2 separate regions of the Homo sapiens genome follow, and region 2 is linked to region 1. Evidence: chromatin loops called from intact Hi-C (ENCODE). Cell type or tissue: endothelial cell of umbilical vein. All regions are shown on one strand. Each heading gives the region's core, and the rest is flanking DNA. Links, peaks and the distances in the headings are about the cores only. Region 1 overlaps LOC101928866 (a long non-coding RNA gene). Region 2 overlaps RASAL2 (RAS protein activator like 2).

What was found. A loop is a pair of places that touch in the nucleus more often than their neighbours do. Peaks named below come from ENCODE experiments on the same cell type or tissue, not always from the same donor. Only the 100,000 strongest peaks of a DNase experiment are listed, where the experiment ranks them.
Region 2: it touches region 1 in a loop (2.1-fold over the local background); 2 of 110 quality-filtered maps call a loop at or near these places.

Annotation. Positions count from the first base shown.
Region 1 is chr1:178,497,849-178,506,254 of GRCh38, forward strand. It overlaps LOC101928866 (a long non-coding RNA gene), which reads right to left. Exons shown (of 6, transcript XR_001738307.2): 5 at 8,307-8,406; 6 at 3,610-3,693. It also overlaps a transcript of CLEC20A not described here. Among named protein-coding and RNA genes, the nearest start is that of CLEC20A, 5.1 kb to the left of the region's middle. RefSeq lists a silencer at 3,799-4,243. In endothelial cell of umbilical vein, for the core only: CTCF peaks have their summits at 2,747 and 4,092 (motif pointing left); a DNase peak (open chromatin) is centred at 4,073.
Region 2 is chr1:178,368,111-178,376,516 of GRCh38, forward strand. All of the region lies in intron 3 of RASAL2 (RAS protein activator like 2), which reads left to right. Among named protein-coding and RNA genes, the nearest start is that of CLEC20A, 120 kb to the right of the region's middle. In endothelial cell of umbilical vein, for the core only: no CTCF peak of the experiment used is centred there; a DNase peak (open chromatin) is centred at 3,401; H3K4me3 peaks cover 534 bases.

The DNA.
Region 1 (8,406 bases), core at 114-8,113:
CTGGCTGCTGGGGGAGAAAGAGAGTAGGGTAGCAGAGGGCAGGGTGAGGCTAGACCCCTTGGGTCCTCAGGGTCAGAGGAGCAAGGGGCAGAAAGGAAGGATGGGGAAGAAGCGGGTGAGGAGGGAGAAGGAGCTGGAAATTGTGGACCAGGCAGGCTTTGCTAGACTCACCCCCTACCCCTCCTCACAGCAACCACATGACGTGAGGGAGAGGGCTGTCATTTTCACTGGCTCACAGGGGAGAAACTGTGGCTCAGAGAAGTGAAACAGCATGCTCAGGACTACACCGCAGGCAGAGGTGAGACAGTATTCAAGCTTAGGTTGAATACTAAAAGCTTTTCAGTGAATACACTGAAAAGCATGAGGTTGGGAGGTGATGGCCCCGACAAGTTCTGCTTCCGCACGGTCAGAGACCCCCAGGCCCAGTCTAGGCTCTGACTCCAAAATTAAGCACAGGACTGGGCTGGGCACAGTGGCATGCACCTATAGCCCCAGGACTTTGAGAAACCGAGGCAGGAGGGTTGTTTGTGCCCAGGAATTTGAGACCAGCCTAGGCAACATAGTGAGACTCCATCTCTACAAAAATTATAAATTAGCCAGGCTTGGTGGTGCATGTCTGTAGTCCCAGCTACTCAGTAGGCTGAGACAGGAGGATTGCTTGAGCATGGGAGGTTAAGGCTGCAGTGAGTTGTGATTGTACCACTGTACTCCAGCCTGGGAGACAGGGCGAGACCCTGTCTCTAAAATAAATAAATAAACAAGTAAAACAAAAATAAAGTGCAGGACTGGAGGCCAAGGCACTTTCTCTGGGGAACCAAAAACAGCTTGCTTGTGTTCTCTCTCTCTCTACACAACATCAAACATGCTGTTTAGGCCCAGAGCCCTCTCTGTTGGCCTAAGGGCGAAGACTTTCAGGAACACAGTCTGGAAGGCTCTCTTTTTTCCTACCCCCTACCCCTTCTCACCCTTCCCTGATGGAAGGGCAAACGGCCCCTCTGAATGGGCAAAAGAGAAAGAGGGGAAAATTTGTTAATGCAGCCACAAAAATGTCCTGCCACAGTATTCTCTCGTGCAGCAATGGCCTCGGATAACTTCCTCCCAGAAGCAGGTCCTGCTTGTGTCAGGGCCTCCCAGGACCACTCTCTGGGGACAGAAGAGAACCTGACAATCCTGACCTGGAAGATGCTGCCCTGCCAGCCACCTTTTCATTTGGCCACTCCCCCAGTCGTCTCCCTCAAGTCTTTCCAGGAAGGGCCCTGCAGCCTCACCCCAGCTCAGGCCCAGCACTCCCTGAGGGCAGCACTTGGAACTCCAGGCTGAAATTCCACGTGCCTTCCTGACTGTGAGCTCCTTGAGAGCACGGACTGTGCCAAAGTCACAAAGCACTCGCTTCTCACAAGCCCAACAAAACCTTTCAATAAATGGCAAGCATTATGTTTATCATTAGTAGCTGTGATGGTTAATATCGAGTGTCGACTTGATTGGATTGAAGGATACAAAGTATTGATCCTGGGTGTGTCTGTGAGGGTGTTGCCAGAGGAGATTAACATTTGAGTCAGCTGAACTGGGAAAGGCAAGACACACCCTCAATCTGGGTAGGCAGAATCTAATCAGCTGCCATCGCGGCCAGAATAAAAGCAGGCAGAAGAACACGGAAAAACTAGACTGGCTTGGCCTCAACATACATCGTTCTCCCGTGCTCGATGCTTCCTGCCCTTGAACATCGGACTCCGAGTTCTTCAGCTTTGGGATTTGGACTGGCCTCCTTTTTCCTCAGCTTGCAGATGGCCTATTGTTGGACCTCACCTTGTGATCATGTGAGTCCATACTCCGTAATAAACTCCCCTTTATGCCGGGCGTGGTGGCTCACGCCTGTAATCCCAGCACTTTGGGAGGCCGAGATGGGCGGATCACAGGGTCAGGAGATCGAGACCATCCTGGCTAACACAGTGAAACCCCGTCTCTACTAAAAATACAAAAAATTAGCCGGGTGTGGTGGTGGGCGCCTGTAGTTCCAGCTACTCAGGAGGCTGAGGCAGGAGAATGGCGTGAACCTGGGAGGCGGAGCTTGCAGTGAGCCGATATCGCGCCTCTGCACTCCAGCCTGGGGGTCAGAGCAAGACTCCGTCTCGAAAATAAATAAATAAATAAATAAATAAAATAAACTCCCCTTTATATATACATCTATCCTGTTAGTTCTGTCCCTCTAGAGAACCCTGACTAATACAGTAGCATTTGCTATTATTATTCTCTTTAGATTGCAGCTTCTACGCAGTGCTCTGCCTGGTACATAGAGACCTTAAATACATGAATGAAGGAGATGGCTTGAACAAGACACAGAGGGCCGATGGTGAAGGCGGGGGAGGACAGCCTTGGCACCCAGTGTGTGAGTTACATTGGTGGCTGTGCCAGGAAATCTAGGCAAGGGTCAAAGGAACCAAGAGTGAGGGAGGAGCAGGCTTCCTAAGTGGCCCAGGAACAAACACTTGGTTTGCATGAGCTACAGGAAGCCAAATGGTTCAGGGAAACTCCCAGCCACTCTTTTCCTATCCCCGAACACGGGAATGCCATTTTTACCCAGGCTTAAAGAACCCTTCTTTATAGACAGACAACTTTCACTTTCCTACAATCCACACCTTTTCTCCCAGAACCACCAGATCTGCATTCCCAATGTGGGAGCTGCGTTTCCCACAGTGCTTTTGCTAAAGTTGTGTGCCGTGGCCGCAGTACCCCTGCCAACCATCGGAGCAGGCACAGTGGAAACAGCCCTGCGGCCAGCTTGAGAGATTTTCTCTGAGCCTTGATTCTTCATCTACAAGATGAGAGTCAACATAGCTATTTGACAATGGCATTACGGTATCATGAGGATTCCTTGTCATGAATATGATGCACTTTACAAATTCCAGTGTGCAGGAAACACTTTCTTTTCTAGAGTGGGTGTCTCATTTTCTACTCCTACCCCAATGTATGATAATCCCAGTTATTCTGCTGCCTTGATAACCAGTAAAGCAACTTAGCTTTCACTCTGAGCGCTCACCCTGCCAAGCAAGGAAGAAATTAGAGCCCCTCTTTTTTCAGGGCTGTTCCCCCAACACACACTCTCTTGCACACATACTCACAGGCTGTAGAGAAAGAACAAGAGACTGGGTCTTGCCTTGGGCCTGTCTGCACTGCTCACCACTGAGACACCCGTTTCCAGTCCTTAGGGTGACTTGAGGTCAGCCAGCTCTGCCATGGATGAGCCACCCCAGTGACGGAGGATGTTCTGAGAATCTGGGACCCCCACATGGCTGCTCCTCTCTGAGGTCCTACTCCCGCCTAGGGCTCTGGGAAAAAAACACAAATTACTACCTAACAAGCTTATCCTGCCTCGTGTCTATAAAGCACTCAACCTCATCCCAGACCCATAGAAGAGGCTCAGCTAGACTTCCTTCCATTTCTTCAGAGAAAGGAAGGTTTTCTCCTCTCCCTGTGGGAGGCGCTGTGAACTGGAGACCAGGGCTGTGCTCTGAGGGCAGTACGGGGACAGCACCTGTGTCCTCCGAAGGCTCCATCAGCTGCGTGGGTTCAGATCATCCTCAAGGACCGCAGGACCTCAAGCTCGGCTGCACTTTGTTCATTTTGTGGACACTGGAGAGCCACAGGCCATGTCCCATTGGATGGAGGGGCAGCTCTTAGGAACACCTGCCCACCCTGAAAGGTAGGGTGTCTGCGGTGAGGAGCTTGTTCCCTTTATTCCTGCTCCCTGCTCTGAACTGTTTATTCGGCTTGTAACCTAAATCTGTTTCCACATCCTCTGTTATAAGTGTGGGTTGCCATGCCTGGCAAGGAGGGGCAGTCGGTATATGTTGACTGAATGAGTGGTTGGATAAAAATGATTTCCTGCTGATGATTGTGTGGGTTTGGACATGACCTGTGAAGTCGCCTGTGCCTCGTGGGGCCATTTCTGCCCAAGGGAAAAGTTCTGCTCTAAATCCCTATGCAGGCAGGGAAAGCAGGGGAGCAGCTGGGGCAGGTCACTGGGGTACTTCTGGAACACTTGGATCCCTTGGCGAGAGCCTCTGTTCTTGGGCGCCCCCTAGGGGCAAACACTCAGTACTGGGCAGCCAGACCGGCTTCCTTCAACCTGAAGAGCCCTTTTTGCTGGTGGGGGAGAGGAAGGGTGAACCCTTGCATTCTAAGCTACTGCTGCTTGTATCTTTCATTTATTCCACCCCCTTCCCCCTGTTTAAGTGCTGCTTTAATAGCTAGTCTTAAATAGAAACAATTCTACTTGATTCCTTTACAACTAAATATTGAGTTAATACTAGGTACCTAATTTGACTATTTTTCTTCCCATTAACCTAATATGTATATTATCTCTGATTTTGATCCTCTTACCTTTCAAATTACTAAATTCCTTTTGTTTTATATAACTGTTTTGGTCTTTTCTGTTCTGCTTCATATAATTTTCTTCAGCAAGTATTTCATACCAATAGCTTGGTTAGATACATGATTAATTTCCTCTTAATATTTTATTTATTTCAAGTATTCATGGAAGGGGGAAGGAGGGAGTGGGTTGGGTACACACCACATGTGATGGGTGCCTCTGAAAAAGCTGGCTTCAGGGACAGTGCAGGGACCGCCACAGGAGCACCTGTCCCTAAAGCCTCCTCCACCCCCCAACTCCCACCCCAACATACTTCTGAACTGGGTCCAGAGCCCTGGGGGTGGGAGTGGAGCCATTAAAAAAGGGAAGCACTGGTGTCTCTGCTAAGTGGAGCATCCTACCCTGCGAGATCCTGGGACAGGAGTAAGGACTGGAGGGTATCGTCCCCAAGAACTAGAGGCCTTTGGGGGCACTTAGGGTTCACAAGGAGCATGTGTCACACCCTTCGCATGCTTTGCCTTATTTAATTCTTAGAAATAAAATGTTAAAACCCTATGAGGTAGGTACTGTATAATATCCGATTTTACAAATGAGGAAACAAGTTCAGAGAGGTTAAGAAACCTGCCCAAGGCCATGTAACTGGTATGGCAAGGACCTGGAGTTTAGAGCAGGGCTGTGTGATATTACAGCCCAGGCTCATTTCCCAAGGCTGCTATTCCAGGACCCGCCTCAGGCCAACTGAGTTATCGGGGGAAAGGATGGAGTCCCTCCATCCACACTATGCAGATGACCCTCCTGCATCGGGGCATGGCCTGGGAAAGCAGGGATCATGTCTATTTACTCATTTTTTTAAACCACAATTTTACAAATGTCAAGTGGGAAATGCTGTCACGGGGTGCAGTGGTCAACACAGTCCACCCCTCTACTCCCCAAGCAAGGAAGGTGGAGGGTGTATGCCCCTCGGGGAAGAGTCTGGGGTGCAGGTCAAATGTGCTGGCTGTGTAGCCATGGCTCCCCCATTTAGCTGTGACTTCAGAAAAGTTAACTTCTGAGTTAAACAGTTTCCTCACCTGCAAAATGGGAATAGCAGCAGTGTTTATTTCTTAGGGTAGTCATGTGGGCTAAATAAACACACACAAGGCCGGGTGTGGTGGCTCACGCCTGTAATCTCAGCACTTTGGGAGGCCGAGGTAGGCAGATTGCCTGAGCTCAGGAGTTCGAGACCAGCCTAGGCAACACGGTGAAACCCCGTCTCTACTAAAATACAAAAAACTAGCCAGGCATAGCGGCGTACACCTGTAGTCCCAGCTAGTCGGGAGGCTGGGGCAGGAGAATTGCTTGAACCCAGGAGGCAGAGGCTGCAGTGAGCTGAAATCATGTCACCACACTCCACCTGGGCGACAGAGCGAGACTCCGTCTCCAAGAAACACGCACATACACACACACAGGCACGCACACACACAAAAAAAATGCTTGCTCAAGCCACTACCTGGTTTGTGACAGTGGTTCCCTGTATCCCAGCAGGCAAACCATTGACTCTAAGGACCCACAAGGAAGAAGACTGGCAGGGCCACTGAAACACATTGAAACAGAGGATGCAGGCCCCAAGCTCCTCATCAGTTGCCCTTTAGCAATGGGACAGATCAACATCTCTTTAAGCCTGAGCCATCCACCCTTCCATGAGGAAATGGTGCCATGTGTCCCCGGCCCCTAAGCTGCTCTCCCATTTGGCATGAACCAAGCTGTGGAAACGGGTTGAGGAGCAGCAGGAGGCTGCAGAGGCGGGGCCAGGGGCTTCCCCAGGAGGGGCCATACATGGAGCTGGGGTTTGCACTCTTGAGAGGATGTCTGAGAGTGAGCTCAGGAGGGGCTGTGGCAGGTGCAGCTGTGGCTGAGGACTGCTCAAGGGAATCTGAAAAACGGGATATTCCATCCTGGAAAAAGGGGCTGGTGGGGGCGTGGGGTTTAGACAAATACCCTTATATTAGCCAGGTGCCAGGGGAGGAAACACCACGAATGAGAGCAGGAGGAGGTGGGGGCTTTAGAATGTGCCCATTCCCATTCCTATCACTGAGCCAAGAGAGAGAAATGTCCTTCTGGGAGACTTTGCCTTGGTATCAGGAGCCATGGGGCTGGGTGAACTGCAGGTCTCCAACAGGGACAAAGGGAGGAAGGGAGGAGCTGGCATCCCAACAGCCAGGGGACAGGATCTGAGTGGAGGGGCCTGAGAGCCCCAGAGCTCCTGCTGGAACTGCCTGAGAAGGAAGGTCAAGAGAGGAAGGTCCTGCAGTCCACCCAGTGGTCAGCTACCCTGAGGCTGGGCCGTAAGCGCCACAGCTGAGGGAGGAGATGTGCTCTGCTCAGGAGATGAAGTGACGGGTCAAGAGGGAGGAAGGGTGGGACGTCCAGAGGAACAGCAGGATGAAGGCCAGGTAAGGTTATTGCATCAGTGAGAGGAGTCTCATGGACACCAGGCCAGCACTTCACAGTGTCCTTCCTGTGGACTTCTGTGGCTCCCATTTTCTTTTTTTGTTTGTTTTTTTGTTTTTGAGACAGAGTCTCACTCTGTTGCCAAGGCTGGAGTGTAGTGGTGCAATCTCAGCTTACTGCAACCTCCGCCTCCTGGATTCAAGCAATTCTCCTGCCTCAGCCTCCTGAGTAGCTGGATTACAGGTGCATGCCTCCATGCCCAGCTAATTTTTGTATTTTTAGTAGAGATGGGGTTTTGCCATGTTGGCCAGGCTGGTCTCAAACTCCTGACCTCAGGTGATCCACCCGCCTCGGCCTCCCAAAGTGCTGGGATTACAAGTGTGACCCACTGTGCCCGGCCGGCTCCCATTTTTCTTATTCTCTGAGCACTGACAGCTGAAGGAGACAATACTCAGAACCCAAGGGCTGCTGCGTTTATGAATAGCCCATCATTTCCTGAGGCAGGAATGATAGGACCTCCAAAAACAAGAATATGTTAGCTGCCCAGACCCCCATGTGGTGAAATGTCAGTCTGACACACACAGCTCAGAGAACACCTTGTTGTTCAACAGTCTTAGAGGATGTGTAGATTTCCGTCCAGTCCAAACTGCTGTGTGCAGTGACAAGGCCAGGCAAAGGTGCTCTTGGGCCAGTGGAGCAGACAGAGGGCTGATTTGGTATGCAGCATGCCTGCTGGGACAGGTGAGCATGGTCTCTGCTAGAAGAAAGAGCCATTTGATATGACAGGGGCACACTGCCCCCCCAGGGCCCAGCATGGACAGGAGCTCCCCATGATGAGCGGAGGGGGTGTGCCGTCTTCAGAGGCTCAGGCAGGCAATGGGACTGGCAAAGCCTGGCATTCAGTGGCCCTGCCTGGCTCCTGCAGTGGATTCAGAGAAGCTAGGATTCAGAGGAGCTAGGATTCAGAGGAGCTAGGATTCAGAGGAGCTAGGATTTAGGGGAGCTAGGATTCAGGGGAGCTAGGATTCAGAGGAGCTAGGATTCAGAGGAGCTAGGATTTAGGGGAGCTAGGATTCAGGGGAGCTAGGATTCAGAGGAGCTAGGATTCAGAGGAGCTAGGATTTAGGGGAGCTAGGATTCAGGGGAGCTAGGATTCAGAGGAGCTAGGATTCAGGGGAGCTAGGATTCAGAGGAGCTAGGATTTTGGGGAGCTAGGATTCAGAGGAGCTAGGATTCAGAGGAGCTAGGATTCAGGGGAGTTAGGATTCAGGGGAGCTAGGATTCCGGGGAGCTAGGATTCAGAGGAGCTAGGATTCAGGGGAGCTAGGATTCAGGGGAGCTAGGATTCAGAGGAGTTAGGATTTTGGGGAGCTGGGGTATTGGGAAGCTCACCAGGCCAGGAATGAGGTCCAGATGAACATGGCAGAGACCCAGCCCCAGTAGCTGGGTTGTGCTCCTCCTCTGGGCTCCCTCAGTTCCCTGAGCCTACCGCAAGCATCACACTTACCATCTTGTGCTAAAATGGTCAAATGATGCCTCTGTGAGCCTCATGGATGGTGAGTTCCCAGGAGCCAGCACCATGTCTTAATTACCTGTGTGCCTTTGGT
Region 2 (8,406 bases), core at 296-8,295, 130 kb before region 1:
ACAGAAAAAGTGCATTTGCTGACCCCTGCCTAAATTGGTCTCTGTGGAATATGGATTAGTATAATAGAGAATCATGACCAAGCCTTCAGAAGTTTACGTTTCATTTCCTGGACTGGCTGTGTTGATTTGGAAAAGTTAAGTTCTATGATTTTCGGTTTCTCATCTGAAAATGAATAGAATACTTATCTCACGTGGTTGTTGTTTAAGAATTTTAACTGAGCTAATGTGTATAAAGCACTTAGTGAAGTGCCTAGTAAACAGTAAATGTCAGCCCAGTAAGTAGCACATGCATATGTGTATATGCATATATACAGACATGCACATACACACAGGAAATGCATATGCCCTCAAATAGGAACTCTGTAAGTCACCAAGCATTCTCCAGACACTTTCTATATTTTTAAGTAAATAATGAATAAAGTTAATTAGTAAGTACTTACTACACATAAGACGACATGGTAAACTGCCAAAATGTATGGGATTTTGTTTTTTATGTAGAAAATTATAGTCAAACATTCTTTCTTTCTTTTTTTTTTTTCTCCTTAGAAACAGGGTCTCACTCCGTCACCTAGACTGCAGCACAGTGGCACAGTCATAGCTCACTGCAGCCTCAAACTCCTGGGCTCAAGCGATCCCCCTGCCTCAGCCTCCCAAGTAGCTGAGACTACAGGCACATGTCACCACATCCGGCTAATTTTTGCATTTTTCGTAGAAGTGGGGTCTCACTATGTTGCCCATGGTGTTATCAAACTCCTGGGTTCCTCAGCCTCCCAAAATGGTGGGATTATAGGCATGAACCACCATGCCTAACCTTCAAGCATTATTTCTGACAGCCCTATTTACAGTATTTTGATGCTCTTGACTCACATTTTAGCAAAATGTACAGCCCACTATAGAGTTTTACATTTTCAGGTAAGTTTCAATGTTTTATTTTTAAGGAAGGACTAGTTCATGCTTTGTTCGGATTATAAAAAGAGGAAAACAGTGTAATGCCTTATACATCATATTATGACAAAATTTCAATCTAGAACTTTTTCTTGGGTGCCTCATTTTCTTTTTTCTTTTTTTGATATGGGGTCTCGCTTGTACCCCATACAAAGAGTGCAGTGGGGTCTGCACTCTTACTAGGGTGCAGATATGGGGTCTCTGCACCCAGGCTGGAGTGCAGTGGCGCGATCTCGGCTTACTGCAACCTCTGCCTCCCGGGTTCAAGCAATTCTCCTGCCTCAGTCTCCCGAGTAGCTGGGATTACAGGCGTGCACCACCACGCCTGGCTAGTTTTTTTGTATTTTTATTAGAAACAGGGTTTCACCATGTTGGCCAGGCTCGTCTTGAACTCCTGACCTCAAGTGATCTGCCTGCCTCAGCCTCCGAAATGCTGGGATTACAGGCATGAGCCACAGCACCTGGTCTGGGTGCCTCATTTTCTAACTGTCAGTATACAGAAGGCAAATTCATAGGGCTGGATTATTTTGATGACCTTTCTAACTATACAGTGTTTTCTTTGTTAAAATAAATAAGAGATTTAATTTTTCCTTAACCAAGTTATTTTGGTTGTTAAATAAGAAGACCAATGGTATGAATCCTTAAATCAGGATATCTTTAGTATTAAGATATCTGCAATACATGAAATTATAATCTCACTTTCAATAATAATCTAGTAAACAGTTATAAATCTACTATATGCTAGGCATTAAAATTTTTTAAAAACTTAGTAGAACAGAAATTTTGTTTTCTAAAGGTATGAGATATTGTTGAGAAAAACATTATGTAAACAAGTAATTTTAATAACATAATAGTAATAACAATGAAAGTACGGACGTGAGAGCCATTAGTTCTACTTTAAGATGTCAGGGAAGACCTGGAGAGGTGACATTTGAGCTGAGTCTCAAGGGAACAGTTCAATATTGTCAGATGTATATGGTAGAGTGATACCACACAAGAGGTACCAAAGTCATTCGGCAAAAATCTTTGAGCTTCTACTGTGTGTCAGATAATGTTTTAGGCAGTTGAACAAAACAAAACAGTTGTCTAGTTGTTCTATACAAATGAACAAAACAAATGACTTTTTTCTGCCACTTTCAGTGGAACATGTAAAGGCGTGGAAGTGAGGTAAATAATACAGAATGGCTGAGTCGAGAGGAGTCTGGGGGTCCCTGACAAGAAAAAAGCAGAAGCCGTGTCACACCAGGAAGTTTGAGTGTAATCCTGTAGGCTACTGATGTCCAATCCCAGAGCTCCAGGGATACTGGTGTGTCATGAAGTTATTACAAAGGAATTAGCAATCCATGCTTAGATATTAAGCATGCATAGCCTGTGGATTTTAATAAAATGTCTTTTACACCTATTTTTGTACTACTTCTCAATTTTTTGTAGTTATTTTGAGTAATAGAAACTCATTTAAACATATGAATTCATAATACCTTTTTCGACAATTTTTATTTTCTCAATCGTGTGGTACTGTCACTTTAACTACTTTTAAGTAATCGTCAAAATGGTTAATTTTTAAATGAGGTCCTAAAATATTCAGCCTGGCATCTCCTGCCAGTGTTGAACCTGTTAAAACTTCTAGAGCTACCATCTAAAACTTCAGTTAATATTTGATGAGCTCCATCTAAGTGCCAAGCACTGCTCTAGCCACTAGGATTACAAAGATTAATATAAAACAAGGTCCATGTCCTCAGGGAACTTACAGTCATAATGAAATAGAGTCTAGATTAAAAATAAATAAGACTGAAGTAAGCATGGAGAAAAGGGTATAGATTCAGGATATGTTAAGGAGGTAGTAACTCTTAATCAATGAGAATCTCTCACTGAAAGCAGACTACTAGAATAGAAGCAAAGACCAGATTCTTAGGAAAAGAGCTAGTGTTTTGCTAATACAGGGGAAAAAAAGCTCTATCTTTTATTAAGAATATTGTTTTATCCTAGTAACAAGCCTAATCAATCTCCAGAGAACAAGGATATTAATAATTTATGGTTCTGTGAACATACCTCTTCTGCTTGATTTTTCTCTGCCTGGTAATAAGGTATAAACCTGTGAAATAATCTTAAGTCAAACCATGAAAATATGTAATGTAAACGATGTAAAAAATTCATCTGGATCTGACACCTTCATGATGATGTTGCAGAACAGTCATTCTCTATGTTGATCTCTGTACCTTCAGCCCAACAAGCTTACTTCTCTTCTTTCAGATTTCAGCCTTCTTTCCCACACACACACACACACACACACACACACAAATACACACACACACACACACACACTTCCTTTCTTTCCTCGCAAAGAAAGACAGCTATTGACTAGAAGCCCAGAATTGCCCCCAAGTTCCGACCACCAGCTCGAATTCTTATGAAGTGGACTTGTAATATCCTTAATGTTGCTGTTGGCAGTCAGTTACAGATTCCATTATTGTCGATCAGTGCAGTCGCCATGCGAGGTGGGGGGAGGAATGGAGGAGGAGGAGAAGAAAGGAGGGATGAGAGCTTCCTATTCACAGATTTATCAACCTGCCTTTTCTTGCAGGAAATCTTCGTAAAGGGGGCTGTTGAAATAGCTAAAGCAGGAAGGGGAAGGGGGCTGCAGTTCTTGCGGAGGACTGAAAGGAAATTTGAAAACCTTTCTCCTCAAAACAAAACAAAATGCTGAATTTGTTCTTTTGTCTTTGTTTTTGTTTGATATTTTTTACTTAACTGATTAGCTATTGTGCTGTCTGGTTATCTAAGCTGCTTCCAGTGTAGGAACCTGTTTCTTTTTCTTTGAGTGTCTTTATTCTTTATTTTCGTATGATTTTTCCTGTCATTAAACACACTTCATTATTCAGTGTTATCCTGGCTTTTTCTTTCAGACTAAAGCATAACACCAAGAGACAGAAGGACAAATCTCCCTTCTCTTCTCTTATACCACCCTCTTTTAACCCTATTTCTTTCCCCCTCCCCCTGGTTGTATTAGATTGATGTCACAGAGACAGAATTCAGAGTGGAGGGAGGATCACATTTTCTCTTTCATCATTACTGCCTAGCCAGCAATTTAAGTGTTGGACCCCCAAGAATTTAGTCTCTGTATCCTTTTTTTCTCACTTCATCATTCAGTAATTGTGCTCTGTATGGAAAAGTTTTCTGGCTGGAGAATGAGTCTCCTTTCCCCCGGTGATGTGGCGGAGTGGTTGGATAGTAGCACCGAAGAAGAGAAGAGCCTTCTGTCATTTCTGGGTACGGTAGGGCTTGCTTGTTCTTTTAACCCTTTATTGTCTGAACTTTTCTTACTTTTGGGAATAGGACCCCAAATTCTCTAAATCCACTTTTGTATTTTTAAAAGGAGAAGAGGAATTAAGGGAATATGTTTAAGTCGTTTGCTTTTCAAATTTTGTTTGTCTGTAGAAATAATGCCACCAACACTAGCTATGAGAAATAAGAGAGAGATTGCTTTGCCTTAACAAAGAGTGCTAGCTCCATTCAAGGCTTACCATGTCATCTGGCCAGCTGTTCATGGTATTTAGACAACTTCTGCCAACCAAAATAATATTATTGTTTTACTTTACTCTCAATACAGTGATGGTGAGGTGTGCTGTGTGAGAGTGGGAGTAGGCTTTGTGTGCATGAAAAGCCAATGTACAAATCGAGAAGTAGCTTTTATGCAAGGTGTGAAATATTTGTAATGCTTATATATGATTTCTACTGACTACATAAAATAGGACACATGGACCTCCCATTGCTTTAATTTTGCATTTTTGAATGCTTTCTAATAAATTTCTAAGTAAAGCAATTGTTTATCTTGTGGTTATTGATATAATAAACAAATTATTAGGAAAGTTAGGTTGTAAATCCAGTCATATCTTAAATGTGATAGAAGAGCTTGATACTCATTTAAAAACCTATTTGTGAATACTTTCCCTAGATTAATTATAGCCTTCAAATTTATCTTTCTTATAAATTTGATTTATCTTCTATTTTCCTAGATATAAGTATGCCTTTATTATAAATGGACAAAATTCAGTTGATCTTCTAATTTTCTAATTTATTCCTCATGAATATTATGTATGACCTATGGATAGTCTTCTGCCAGTCCAAAAGTTATCTCTACTATTATTTGAAAATCTTTCTTATAGTTAGCATAAGTTTATCTTTCAATTCTGTTGTCAATCTTAGCATTCTGTTTCTTTCCTTTTTTTTTTTTTTTGCAGTTTAGATGTAAAGGGTCATCCTAATCAGGTCTTCCTAGGTACATATATTTAGATACTAACCCGACTCTTAATTTACCATGGCCTTATTTATCTTCGGCATTTGGATGACTTTAAGAAATATGTATACCTCTTAAGCCTTCGTTTCTCTGAAGCCTATCTCATTCTACTTGCTTCCCATTCCCCTCCCCTGACACATGCATACATACACATAGAGAAACATCAGTGAAGAAACAAATACAGATATCCCTAAGTAAAACCAATCACTTAGACTCTACTACATCATGGGAAAGGAAGGCAGAGTTATCATTAAACATATTTTCTGTGCTCTGGCATACCTTTATGAATTCTAATTATCTAGCCTAAAGATAAATTTATTTATCTCCTGTTTTTGTGGGGAAGGCATTATCCTACTATACCTGAAATGAATTTGGTTAACAAAGATGAGTAAATAAAAAGTGCTATAGTAGTGCCCCCACCCATCCCTGCTCCTGTCCTCTGATTAAGGGAGTTAGTAAATTCCTATTTATCCACAGATGGATAAATGGAGGTAATAAAGACAAAGAATGTTAGAACTTGCTTAGAAGAAAAAAACGCAAATTTCCATAAATTATGATGTTGACTTCTGGGTAGTCAATTCCCGATTATCCACCCAATGGAAGCTTCAGATTATAGATAAAAACAGGTAAGTTAGAGTCCTGATTCTGCTCAAGGGCTACAATAAGTTTAGTTGCTGAGTGAATAGACAGCAATGTATCCCATGCTCTGCTGTGGCAGTGCTAAGCTGTGAAAGTCAGCAAATCTTATTTTTAGGATTGAAGCTCTCTCCTGACCATAGGCAGCAAACACCTCCATCTGTGGATAAACAGGAATTTTACTGAGCTCCTCCACAGGAATGAGGAACAAAACTATCTGAGATGTAGCTTGTGATAGTTCGAGGATTAAGTAAAACCCTTGTGTTGAGTCATTTGCTAATGTAATTACCATTAGTGACAACATGCTTTTCCCAATGAAGATGCCAAGAGAAAAACAAGAAAACTAAATCTACTTTATGGTGAATCTAGGATGAGTAGAACCAAGAAACACTGTGTCTTTTGGTAGCTATCAAATTATGCTTTCTTTGCCTAAGGAATTTTAAGGCAGATTTCCCTCCAGAAGGGGGGATGCAAGAAAAGTACTTTGTGCTGGTTAGGATCTACTACTTACTTCTGTACAGTAACCACCTAACTGATGTTCAGGCCTTCCCAATAACGTAGCTCACTGCTAGTTTGATGAAACTTCATACAACTGTGCACTGTTATTAATCTGTTAAAAAACCTTCCATGGTTTCTTCATCACCTACCAGATAAATTTAAAACACCTTACTGTGAAACTTAATTTGGCCTTTCACACCTGACATTCTATTATTCATTTTAGAGGAGAAAATCCCCAAGCCTCCCTTCCAACCAAATTGATTTACTTCCTGTCTTGGAACAAATATTGCCCTTTCCTACCTTGTTTCTTCTGTCAGCAGTGTTCAAACTCAGCTTTCTAAATTCAGCTTTTTAAAACTCTGCCCTTGTTTCAAAACTTTCTTATAAATAAATGCAATGTTCTAGACACTGCTAGATGCTGTGGCTGGATACAGAGAAGTATAAGAAAAAGCTGCTTGTGAGAGGCATAGTGTTTGGCTAGGGAGAAAACATGAACTACGCACAAGTTAAATGAGAAAAATTAAATGGTAATTCAGACGACAGTGGAGAAAATGAAAATAAGGCAGTTCCTAATTGTAAAATTATCCAGGTAAAAATTGCTTTGGGAGTTTGAAGAAGAGACATTTAAAAACATTGAAAATTATCTTACAGAGATAGGGTTTAATCTGAATCCTAAAAGATTTTTTATGGAAATGGTAGGGTTTTCTGTATGAAAGCAGTGTCCTGAGGAACATTAAATAATTTCACATCCGGTGAGCAAACTGTCTTGAAAAGAACGCAGAATTCATGTAAAGAAGTAATGAGAGATAACATTTGAAGGGTATTTGGAAGCTCACTATGTAGGACTAGTGACAATTTTATCCTGAAAGCCATAGAGAAGAATGAAAGACCCTTGAGCAAGAAGAAGATATGATCAAAATAGTTTTTTAGAAAGACATCTGAAAGTGATACTAAAGGGGAAGAGGCTAGAAGCAGTTAAATCAGTTTGAAAGCTATTGCAGTAGTACAGGTATGCAATAAGTGCCTCTACTTTTTTTATCCCTGTGTATTATAATTGTTGGTTTGTGTATTAAAACCAGACTGTGAATGCCTCCACAAGGAGGGCTTAATCCTCTGTCTTTTCAGCACGTGGAATACTCCTTGTGCAGATGAATGTTTGTGTAGCTCAGGTGAATAACAGATTAAAATAGATGGAGAGATTACAAAGAATGTATCAGCAGAATTGGTGACATATTAGAGGAATGGGGAACAAAATGAATCAAAGATAATTTTTGAACTTGGAAGAATGGTGGTACTATTAACAGAAATAAATTGAGAAAGGGAGCCAATTTTTTAGGAAGATGGGAGTTCTGTTTAGGTATTTTCACTTTTAGAAGACTAATCCACATCCAGACAGAAAAAACAGTTTTGGTAATTGGAAATGAAGTCACAGGTGGGAGCTGTTCATCTAGAGAAGAAAGATTGTTGATATTCTAAGCATCTGTAGGTCATCTGCTATCAAGAGCTTGTCAAGAAAAAAGAGAGGGCAGCAGCTGAAACTTGAAGAATATCAACATTTGGGGGTGGGTGGAGACAAAGAGGAGACACAGAGCGAATGACCGTAAATGTGGGAGGAAAGCCAGGATGGTGTGGTATTACAGGTGCTAAGGTAGAAAAGGTTAACAATGTGGTCAGTAGTGTCAGTGGCTACAAAAGCCAAAGAGAAGTCAGAAAAAAACCACTAGGCTTGACAATGTAAGAGACTGTTGATAACCTGTGAAAGTGTTAATGCTATTTGAGTAAAGTTGAAGAGGGAGAAGTCAGATTTTATAATACTGAGAATGACAGTAGGAGGTGAGATAGTGGAAACCACAGGTTAAGCCTTTTGCCTGAAGAAATCTGTGACTGACAGAAACATGTACCCTGTTAAAAACTAGATTGAGAAGACTTGTACATATTTTTAAGTGGAGGAGAGAGCAAGATCTTGAACCTACAAGAATAAAGACTAAGAAAACAAAACATTTTATGGGTTTGGAGGTGAGAGTAGAATTAAA